Regions from separate parts of the Homo sapiens genome. Here region 2 is linked to region 1. A link is an interaction called in ENCODE POLR2A ChIA-PET data of the cell type or tissue named here. Cell type or tissue: CD4-positive, alpha-beta T cell. All regions are shown on one strand. Each heading gives the region's core, and the rest is flanking DNA. Links, peaks and the distances in the headings are about the cores only.

Region 1 (4,386 bases), core at 209-4,208:
GCGCGCCACCACGCCGGGCTAATTTTTTTATTTTTAGCAGAGAACGGGGATTTCACTATGTTGGCCAGGCTGGTCTCAAACTCCTGACCTCAAGTGACTGGCCCACCTCAGCCTTCCAAAGTGCTAGGATTACAGGCATGAGCCACAGCGCCCGGCCAGAACATTTCTTGATTACCATGATAGACTTTGGAGATACAGAGATGTCAAGAGACTCGACCCCTTTCAGGTGGAGGGGGAAAGCAGGAGTCAGTGAAGCAGTTGCATTGACAACTAACCATGAAGGCTTGAGATTATTGTTAGAACAGAGGTAGTCATATTTTTACAAGGACAACAACCAATATAACTTGGAGCCAGAGGAAGAAGGGCTCCAGGAGTCTGGGTTTCAAAAAAAAAGAAAAGAAAAGAAAGACCAGAAGAATTACCTGAAGTGGTGAAGGCATTGAAAGAAAGAGTATAATTCTTTAGAACAGTTTTGGGGATGAATTTATTATGTATAGAGAGAAAGAGAGAGAGAGAACAAAGTAAGAGAAAAGGTTAGGCAATTATCAACTTCAGAGGAAACAAAGAGTTATATAAGAAAGGAAAGACAATTGATAAGCCTGTCTTATAAAGACCACATCTGTAGTTTGACAGTTAGGTTTATTAACTTGCCACAACAGAGAGATCACACACTAGAAGAACTGTGGGGCAACTCATTAAAAAGGAAGAAATATGGTCATTCAGATGATATGGTTTGGCTGTGTCCCCACCCAAATTTCAAGTTGATGTGTATCTCCCAGAATTCCCACGTGCGAGGGACCTAAGGGGAGGTAATTGAATCACGGGGGCCAGACTTTCCCGTGCTATTTTCATGATAGTGAATAAGTCTCACAAGATCTGATGAGTTCATCAGGGGTTTCTGCTTTTGCTTCTTCCTCATTTTTCTCTTGCCACCGCCATGTAAGAAGTGCCTTTGTCTCCCGCCATGATTCTGAGGCCTCCCCAGCAATGTGGAACTGTAAGTCCAATTAAACCTCTTTTTGTTTGCAGTTTCGGGTATGTCTTTATCAGTAATGTGAAAATGAACTAATACAACAGGATATGGGAAAGGCTTGACTTTAAAATTTATATTTTAAAATTTATTTACTTATTTATTTAGAGTTGAAGTCTCGGTATGTTGCCCAGGCGAAGCTCAAACTTCTGGGCTCAAGTGATCCTCCTGCCTCAGCCTCCCAAGTGGCTGATACTATAGGCTAGCTAAAATTTAAATGAAACAGTGTTTTGATCGGTTCGAGGTAAGCATAACTTTAAGTGAAGGGATCAAGAAGTCCAAGCTGAGGGACCACTTGGAAATTACAAAGTCAAGATAAATATAGAATATAGTGTCCAAAAACCCACTATCTAGGCTGGGCACAGTGGCTCGTGCCTGTAATCCCAACACTTTGGGAGGCCAAAGTAATCCACGTGGCTCAGAACTTCTGGCAAGAGTAGGATGTTCCATTCGCACTGACTGATTTCAAATAGCAAAGTTTGTGACTATGATTTTAGAAAATGAAGTTTCTCAGCCGTATGTCCTGGATGTTAATTAACAAAAGCAGTTTTTACAGATTCACAGTCTTAGCACAAACACAAATGGCTCAGCTGTGAAGAAAATTTTCACAGCCGTAACGATGTAAACACTAAGTATTGATTTAACTAAAAATTGGAGCTGGGGACAGTGGAGCTGTGATCCCAGAACTTTGGGAGGCCTAGGTGGGAGTGTTGCTTGAAGAAATGTACAGATAAGTACCAGAAGAAGCAGCCTAGAAACTGGAGCGTAGTTGTATATGTAGGTTGTATATGTAAGGGTTAAAGAAGAGGAGCAGGGGATGGTTATTTTTCATTAAAAGCCTTGTAGAGTTACAGCTCTTTTTTTTTCTATTCTTTTTCTTTTTTTCAGACAAGGTCTTGCTCTGTTGCCCAGGGTGGAGAGCAGCGGTGCAAACATGGCTTACTGCAGCCTCGACCTCCTGGACTCAAGCTATCCTCCCACCTCAGACTCTGGAGTAGCAGGGACTACAGAAGTGGGCCACCACCACCACGCCCATCTAGTGTGTGTGTGTGTGTGTGTGTGTGTGTGTGTGTGTGTGTGTGTGTAGACGGGGTCTCCCTATGTTGCCCAGGCTGGTCTCAAAATCCTGGGCTCAAGCAATTCATCTCAGCCCCCACAAAGTGCTGCTATTGCAGTCGTAAGCCACGGCGCCCACCGAAGTTACAGCTTTCAGAATTTGTTGAGCAGGTTTCCCGGTTTTCACTTGAAAATGCCCCGCCACCCCGAAAAATATTTGTTGAACTAGTTGGCTTTTAAAACTATACAAATTCCTTTGTTAAAGTAAAAATTAAAACAAATAAAAACTTTTCTTTTTTTTTTTGAGACAGAGTCTCGTTCTGTGGCCCAGGCTAGAGTACAGTGGCATGATCTCAGCTCACTGCAACCTCTGCCTCCCATGTTCAAGCGATTAGCCTGCCTCAACATCCCAAGTAGCTGGGACTACAGGCACGCACCACCACACCCAGCAAATCTTTGTATTTTTATTAAAGACAGGGTTTCACCATGTTGGTCAGGCTGGTCTCGAACTCCTGAGCTTGTGATCCTCCCACCTCGGACTCCCAAAGTGCTGGGATTACAGGCGTGAGCCACCGCGCTCAGCCCAAACTTTTTTTTTTTTTTTTTTTGAGCCGGAGTTTTGCTCTTGTCGCCGAGGTTGGGGTGAAATGACACGGTCTTGGCTCACTGCAACCTCCGCCTCCCGGGTTCAAGCAATTCTCCTGCCTCAGCCTCCCGAGTAGCTGGGATTACAGGCACCTGCCACCATGCCTGGCTAATTTTTGTATTTTTAGTAGAGTTGGGGTTTCACCTTGTTGGCCGGGCTGGTCTCAAACTCCAGACCTCAGGTGATTCGCCCCCTCGGCCTCCCAAAGTGCTGGGATTACAGGCGTGAGCCACCGCTCCTAGCGAAAAACATTTTTTAGGCTGGGTGCGGTGGCTCACGCCTGTAATCCCAGCACTTTGGGAGGTGGAGACGGGTGGATCACGAGGTCAGGAGATCGAGATCATCCTGGCTAACACGGTGAAACCCCGTCTCCACTAAAAATACAAAAAAAAAAAAAAAATTAGCCGGGCGTGGTGGCGGGTGCCTGTAGTCCCAGCTACTTGGGAGGCTGAGGCAGGAGAATGGCATGAACCCGGGAGGCGGAGGTTGCAGTGAGCCGAGACTGTGCCACTGCACTCCAGCCTGGGTGACAGAGCGAGACTCTGTCTCAAAAAAAAAAAAATGTTTTTAAACCTGCTATACGACCTTCAAAGCCCTAGCCACATTTCCATTTCCACACCAAATCTTTCTGGTTTCTCAATCAAGGACTCACTGGTCACAATGACTTTCAAATATTGGTATACTTACAGGGGCTGGACACGAGCATTGCAGATGCAGATCCAGAAAGTCCATTTTATTCATACACAGTAGACTTGGCCCTGAAACTCCCCAGAACATTTTAGGGGCTTACACCACCACATATAAGGATAGATAATAAATTATAAAGTATTTCTGTTTTTTGGGTTTTGTTTTTTTTTTTGAGACAGAGCCTTGCTCTGTCGCCCAGGCTGGAGTGCAGTGGTACAATCTCAGCTCGCTGCAACCTCTGCCTCCCGGGTTCAAGCGATTCTCCTGCCTCAGTTTCCCGAGTAGCTGGGATTATAGGCACCTGCCACCATGCTCAGCTAATTTTTGTATTTTTAATAGAGATGGGGTTTCACCACTCTGGCCAGGCTGGTCTCAAACTCCTGACCTCAGGCAATTCGCCCGCCTCGGCCTCCCAAAGTGCTGGGATTACAGGCGTGAGCCACCGCACCCAGCCGAATGAAGTAGGTACTTTTCTATTCCCATGTATGAATGAGGAAACCATGACACAGAGAGGGCAAAAGGTAAGTAACTAGCTCAAGGTTGTGCAGATAGTAAACAGCAAAGCTGTTTCATTGGACCCAAAACTATATTCTTAGCACTTTCATTCTACTGTGTTGCTGCTACAGGAATGGGCAGTTAGGGTTCATCACAACAGCTGACATTCACTATGTGTCAGCTCTATGTCACTATGATTCCTATGTGTCAGGCACTGTGATGAGTGCTTTATGTGCATTATCTCAGTCAATCTTCACAGCAACCATGCGAAATAAGTACTACTGGCCGGGCGCGGTGGCTCACGCCTGTAATGCCAGCACTTTGGGAGGCCGAGGTGTGTGGATCACTTGAGGTCAGGAGTTGGAGACCAGCCTGGCCAACATGGTAAAACCAGGTCTCCACTGAAAATACAAAATTAGCCAGGGGTGGTGGCAGATGCCTATAATCCCAGCTACTCGGGAGGCTGAGGCAG
Region 2 (4,377 bases), core at 1-4,000, 76 kb before region 1:
CTCTGGGATTCCACAGACTCTCTGGAGAACAGGCGCAGGCAGGAGAGCCTGCATAAAGACAGGTCATTACAATACCAATAACAAGTGATAAGAGCTTTTGTTGTCCTTGGACTCTGAATTCTCTATCTCTGTCACAGACCAAAGCTTCTGAATCACTTGGAGGACCTGTTAAAAATTCAGGTTTCTCACCCCCCAATCTTAAGGTTTCTGGCTCATTCATTCAATCCACAAATATTTATTGAACACTGTCCTGTGCTGGGCACTTTTCCAGGCACGGGGGATGCAGTAGAACAAAACTTACCAAGGCCCTGTCCTTGCTCAGCTTGCGTTCTAGTAAGTCTGGGCTGGCTGAGCCCAGGAATCTTCATTTCTAATCAGAACTGATACAGGTCGTCCTTGGACCACCCACTGGAGGCTTTTCCTAAGTCATGCTTCGCTGTGTTTGTGGTATGGGGGGTGGTTCATGCAGCATTCAGTACTGTGGGGAGCAGCCCCTTCCAGCCCTTCCCACCTGTGCTGGCTTCCCCAGGCAGCTCCCAAGAGGTGGGGAAGGGAGTCCTGAGAAGACTGAAGACTGGGTAGTATGTGGACTCCCCCCATGCCTGGCACTTGCTCCTCCTGGCCAAAAAAGGGAGGCACCTAGCACCCACTCCCTCATTCTTTTTTTTTTTTTTTTTTTAATTTTTAGAATTTAGAGACAGGGTCTTGCTCTGTCACCCAGGCTGTAGTGCGGTGGCATAATAGCTCACTACAGGAACTTGCGGACTCTAAGGATCCTCCCGCCTCAGCCTCCCAAGTAGCTGGGACTACAGGAGTGCACCACCACTCATGGCCTTTATTTATTTATTTATTTATTTATTTATTTATTTATTTATTTATTTTTTGAGATGGAGTCTCGCTCTGTCTCCCAGGCTGGAGTGCAGTGGCGCAATCTCGGCTCACTGCAAGCTCCGCCTCCCGGGTTCACGCCATTCTCCTGCCTCAACCTCCCAAGTAGCTGGGACTACAGGTGCCCGCCACCACGCCCGGCTAGTTTTCTTTTTATATTCTTAGTAGAGACGGGGTTTCACCGTGTTAGCCAGGATGGTCTTGATCTCCTGACCTCATGATCCGCCCGCCTCAGCCTCCCAAAGTGCTGGGATTACAAGCGTGAGCCACCGCGCCCAGCCTATTTATTTATTTATGGTAGAGACAGTCTCACCATGTTGCCCAGGCTGGTCTTGAACTCCTGGCCTCAAGCGATCCTCCCACCTCGGCCTCCCAAAGTGCTGGGATTCAGATGTGAGCCACCACACCTGGCCTCCCTCATTCTTTTTTTACCGTGACATTCTTTTCACCCTTGGGTTGAAGTCAGTCTAAAGGACAGTGTTCCTCACTTTATATCTGTTTGAGGAGACCTTTCCCAACCCCTGTTTCCACCTCTGTGTCTGCAGCTGCACTGTGTGCAACTGTACCTCCTGCCTCTCTGCCCAGCTTCTTCACAGCATCCATCCACCTGACATTGATCAAGCCTGGTGCTATACCACATTGAGTGTTGGGCACTGGAGCTAGAGAGGTGTGTGGCAGCTCCAGCCTGTAGGACAGGGTGTGGTGACCCTCCTTCTCACATCTAAGCTGTGTGGTTATGGGCACTGCAGGTCTTAGCCTCTCGGAACCTGTGAATCGATCATCTCATCCATTTCTTGCACTCTCTTTGTCTCTCAAGAGTTGTCAGTCTGGGAACCTCGGGCCTTCCTGAGCTGCTCCATCGCACATGGGTGGAGGAGAGGCTGGCAGGGGCCTCTGAGAAGGGGTGTCTCTGGCATCCATGGCCATGGCGTGGTGCCCTCCACTCCTCAGCCCACCCCTGCGTTATGCCTGCAGGTTGCTTCGAGGAGACGCCGTGGTGGAGCTGGGCCTCAACGATTACCTAGACATTGTCTGCCCCCACTACGAAGGCCCAGGGCCCCCTGAGGGCCCCGAGACGTTTGCTTTGTACATGGTGGACTGGCCAGGCTATGAGTCCTGCCAGGCAGAGGGCCCCCGGGCCTACAAGCGCTGGGTGTGCTCCCTGCCCTTTGGCCATGTTCAATTCTCAGAGAAGATTCAGCGCTTCACACCCTTCTCCCTCGGCTTTGAGTTCTTACCTGGAGAGACTTACTACTACATCTGTGAGTGGCCAAGGGCACACTGGACACCTCTTGTGTACCAGAAGGGTAGGGAGGGGGAAGGAGAGGCCTGGAAGGAGGAGGGGGCTGGGTCTCTAATGTACATCGGGTTGAGGTATGGGCTGAACTCAGGACTGAGGAGGGAAATGTCTAGAAAGGAGAAAGTAGGAGGAGCTAGGAAAGGGGGCCAGGGAGATGAGAGGACTGGATGGGGCCTGATACATGGGTGTGGCCCCAAAGTAAGGAAACGCTTTCCAGGGACCTGGAGAGAAGAAAACCTGGGAGGGTCTGAAACAGTCTGAGGCATACAAAGGGGTGACTCCCTGTGCTAACTTTTTCCCACTTTCCCACTACCCAGCGGTGCCCACTCCAGAGAGTTCTGGCCAGTGCTTGAGGCTCCAGGTGTCTGTCTGCTGCAAGGAGAGGAGTAAGTGGGTTGGGAGCATGGACCCTACTGGCTAATGTGGGGCCTTGGGAAGGAGGGAAGGAGTGAGAAGAATCTAGGAGGATCAGACTCCAGGGGTCCTGGTGAAGCTTCAAGCTGTGGTCTCTTCTCCCCATTTAGCCTTGAGGGAGCTTCTACTGCACCATCCTCTCCCCACTTCTGTTTTGTTTTGTTTTGGTTTTAGACGGAGTCTCGCTCTGTTGCCCAGGCTGGAGTGCAGTGGCTCGATCTCAGCTCACTGCAAGCTCCGCCTCTCTGGTTCACGCCATTCTCCTGCCTCAGCCTCCGGAGTAGCTGGGACTACAGGCACCCGCCACCACACCCGGCTAATTTTTTGTATTTTTAGTAGAGATGGGGTTTCACCGTGTTAGCCAGGATGGTCTCGATCTCCTGACCTTGTGATCTGCCCACCTCAGCCTCCCAAAGTGCTGAGATTACAGGCATGAGCCACCACCCCCAGCTCCCCCACTTCTTTTTTAAGAGACAGGGTCTTGCTGTGTTGCCCAGGCTGGAATGCAGTGGCACGATCATACCTCTCTGCAGCCTCAAACTCCTGGGTTCAAGCGATTCTCCTGCCTTAGCTTCCCGAGTAGCTGGGATTACAGGCATGTGCCACCACAACTCACAACTGGCTAAATTACTTTTTATTTTTTGTAGAGATGGGATCTCAGGCTGGCCTTGAACTCCTGGCCTGTGTTGCCCAGGCTGGTCTTGAACTCCTGACCTCAAGAGATCCTCCTGCCTCCCAAAGCACTGGAATTACAGGCGTGAGCCACCATGTCTTGTGTGGCCTCACTGCACACTTTTTTTTTTTTTTTGAGACAGAGTCTCGCTCTCGCTCTGTCGCCCAGGGCTGGAGTACAGTGGTGCGATCTCAGCTTACTTCAACCTCACCCTCCTGGGTGCAAGCAATTCTCCTGCCTCAGTATTCCGAGTAGCTAGGACTACAGGTGTGTGCCACCCAGCTGATTTTTTTTTTTTTTTTTTTTTTTTTTTTTTTTTTAGTAGAGACAGGGTTTCACCGTGTTGGCCAGGCTGGTCTCAAACTCCTGGCCTCAAGTGATCCACTCGCCTCAGCCTTACAAAGTGCTAGGATTACAGGCGTGAGCCATCACACCCGACATACTGTACACTTTTTAAAGCTGGGCCAAGAGAACAGGGTGTCCAGGGGCAAGGCCCTTCAAGGTCTTAGCTGAGTTGGTTGTCTCTATTGGCAATTTTGGGGAGGCTTGGAAGTTGGGGCTTAGAAAGGATGAGGTCATAGATCATGGGAAGGGAGTGGCTGGTTTGGGAGACCCTGGAGGATGGGAAAGGAGGGAACTGCTAATGGGAAGGGGAGGAAGGAGGATGGTAAAGTGGGAGGACTGATCAGTGCTACCCCCTCCCCCTCACAGAGTCTGAGTCAGCCCATCCTGTTGGGAGCCCTGGAGAGAGTGGCACATCAGGGTGGCGAGGGGGGGACACTCCCAGCCCCCTCTGTCTCTTGCTATTACTGCTGCTTCTGATTCTTCGTCTTCTGCGAATTCTGTGAGCCAAGCAGACCTTCCCTCTCATCCCAAGGAGCCAGAGTCCTCCCAAGATCCCCTGGAGGAGGAGGGATCCCTGCTGCCTGCACTGGGGGTGCCAATTCAGACCGACAAGATGGAGCATTGATGGGGGAGATCAGAGGGTCTGAGGTGACTCTTGCAGGAGCCTGTCCCCTCATCACAGGCTAAAGAAGAGCAGTAGACAGCCCTGGACACTCTGAAGCAGAGGCAAGACAAACACAGGCGCTTTGCAGGCTGC

Evidence for each region. Peaks named below come from ENCODE experiments on the same cell type or tissue, not always from the same donor. Only the 100,000 strongest peaks of a DNase experiment are listed, where the experiment ranks them.
Region 2: POLR2A ChIA-PET joins it to region 1 with 5 read pairs; 6 of 35 experiments call an interaction of 5 or more read pairs at or near these places.

The regions. Positions count from the first base shown.
Region 1 is chr1:155,141,046-155,145,431 of GRCh38, forward strand. No RefSeq gene overlaps it. Among named protein-coding and RNA genes, the nearest start is that of DPM3, 2.7 kb to the left of the region's middle. In CD4-positive, alpha-beta T cell, for the core only: no CTCF peak of the experiment used is centred there; no DNase peak of the experiment used is centred there.
Region 2 is chr1:155,064,867-155,069,243 of GRCh38, forward strand. All of the region lies in intron 1 of EFNA4-EFNA3 (EFNA4-EFNA3 readthrough), which reads left to right. It overlaps EFNA4 (ephrin A4), which reads left to right. Exons shown (of 4, transcript NM_005227.3): 2 at 1,864-2,150; 3 at 2,506-2,574; 4 at 3,987-4,377. The coding sequence ends at 4,123. It overlaps ADAM15-EFNA4 (ADAM15-EFNA4 readthrough), which reads left to right. Exons shown (of 26, transcript NR_176418.1): 24 at 1,864-2,150; 25 at 2,506-2,574; 26 at 3,987-4,377. Among named protein-coding and RNA genes, the nearest start is that of DCST1-AS1, 3.1 kb to the left of the region's middle. RefSeq lists an enhancer at 1-326. In CD4-positive, alpha-beta T cell, for the core only: no CTCF peak of the experiment used is centred there; no DNase peak of the experiment used is centred there.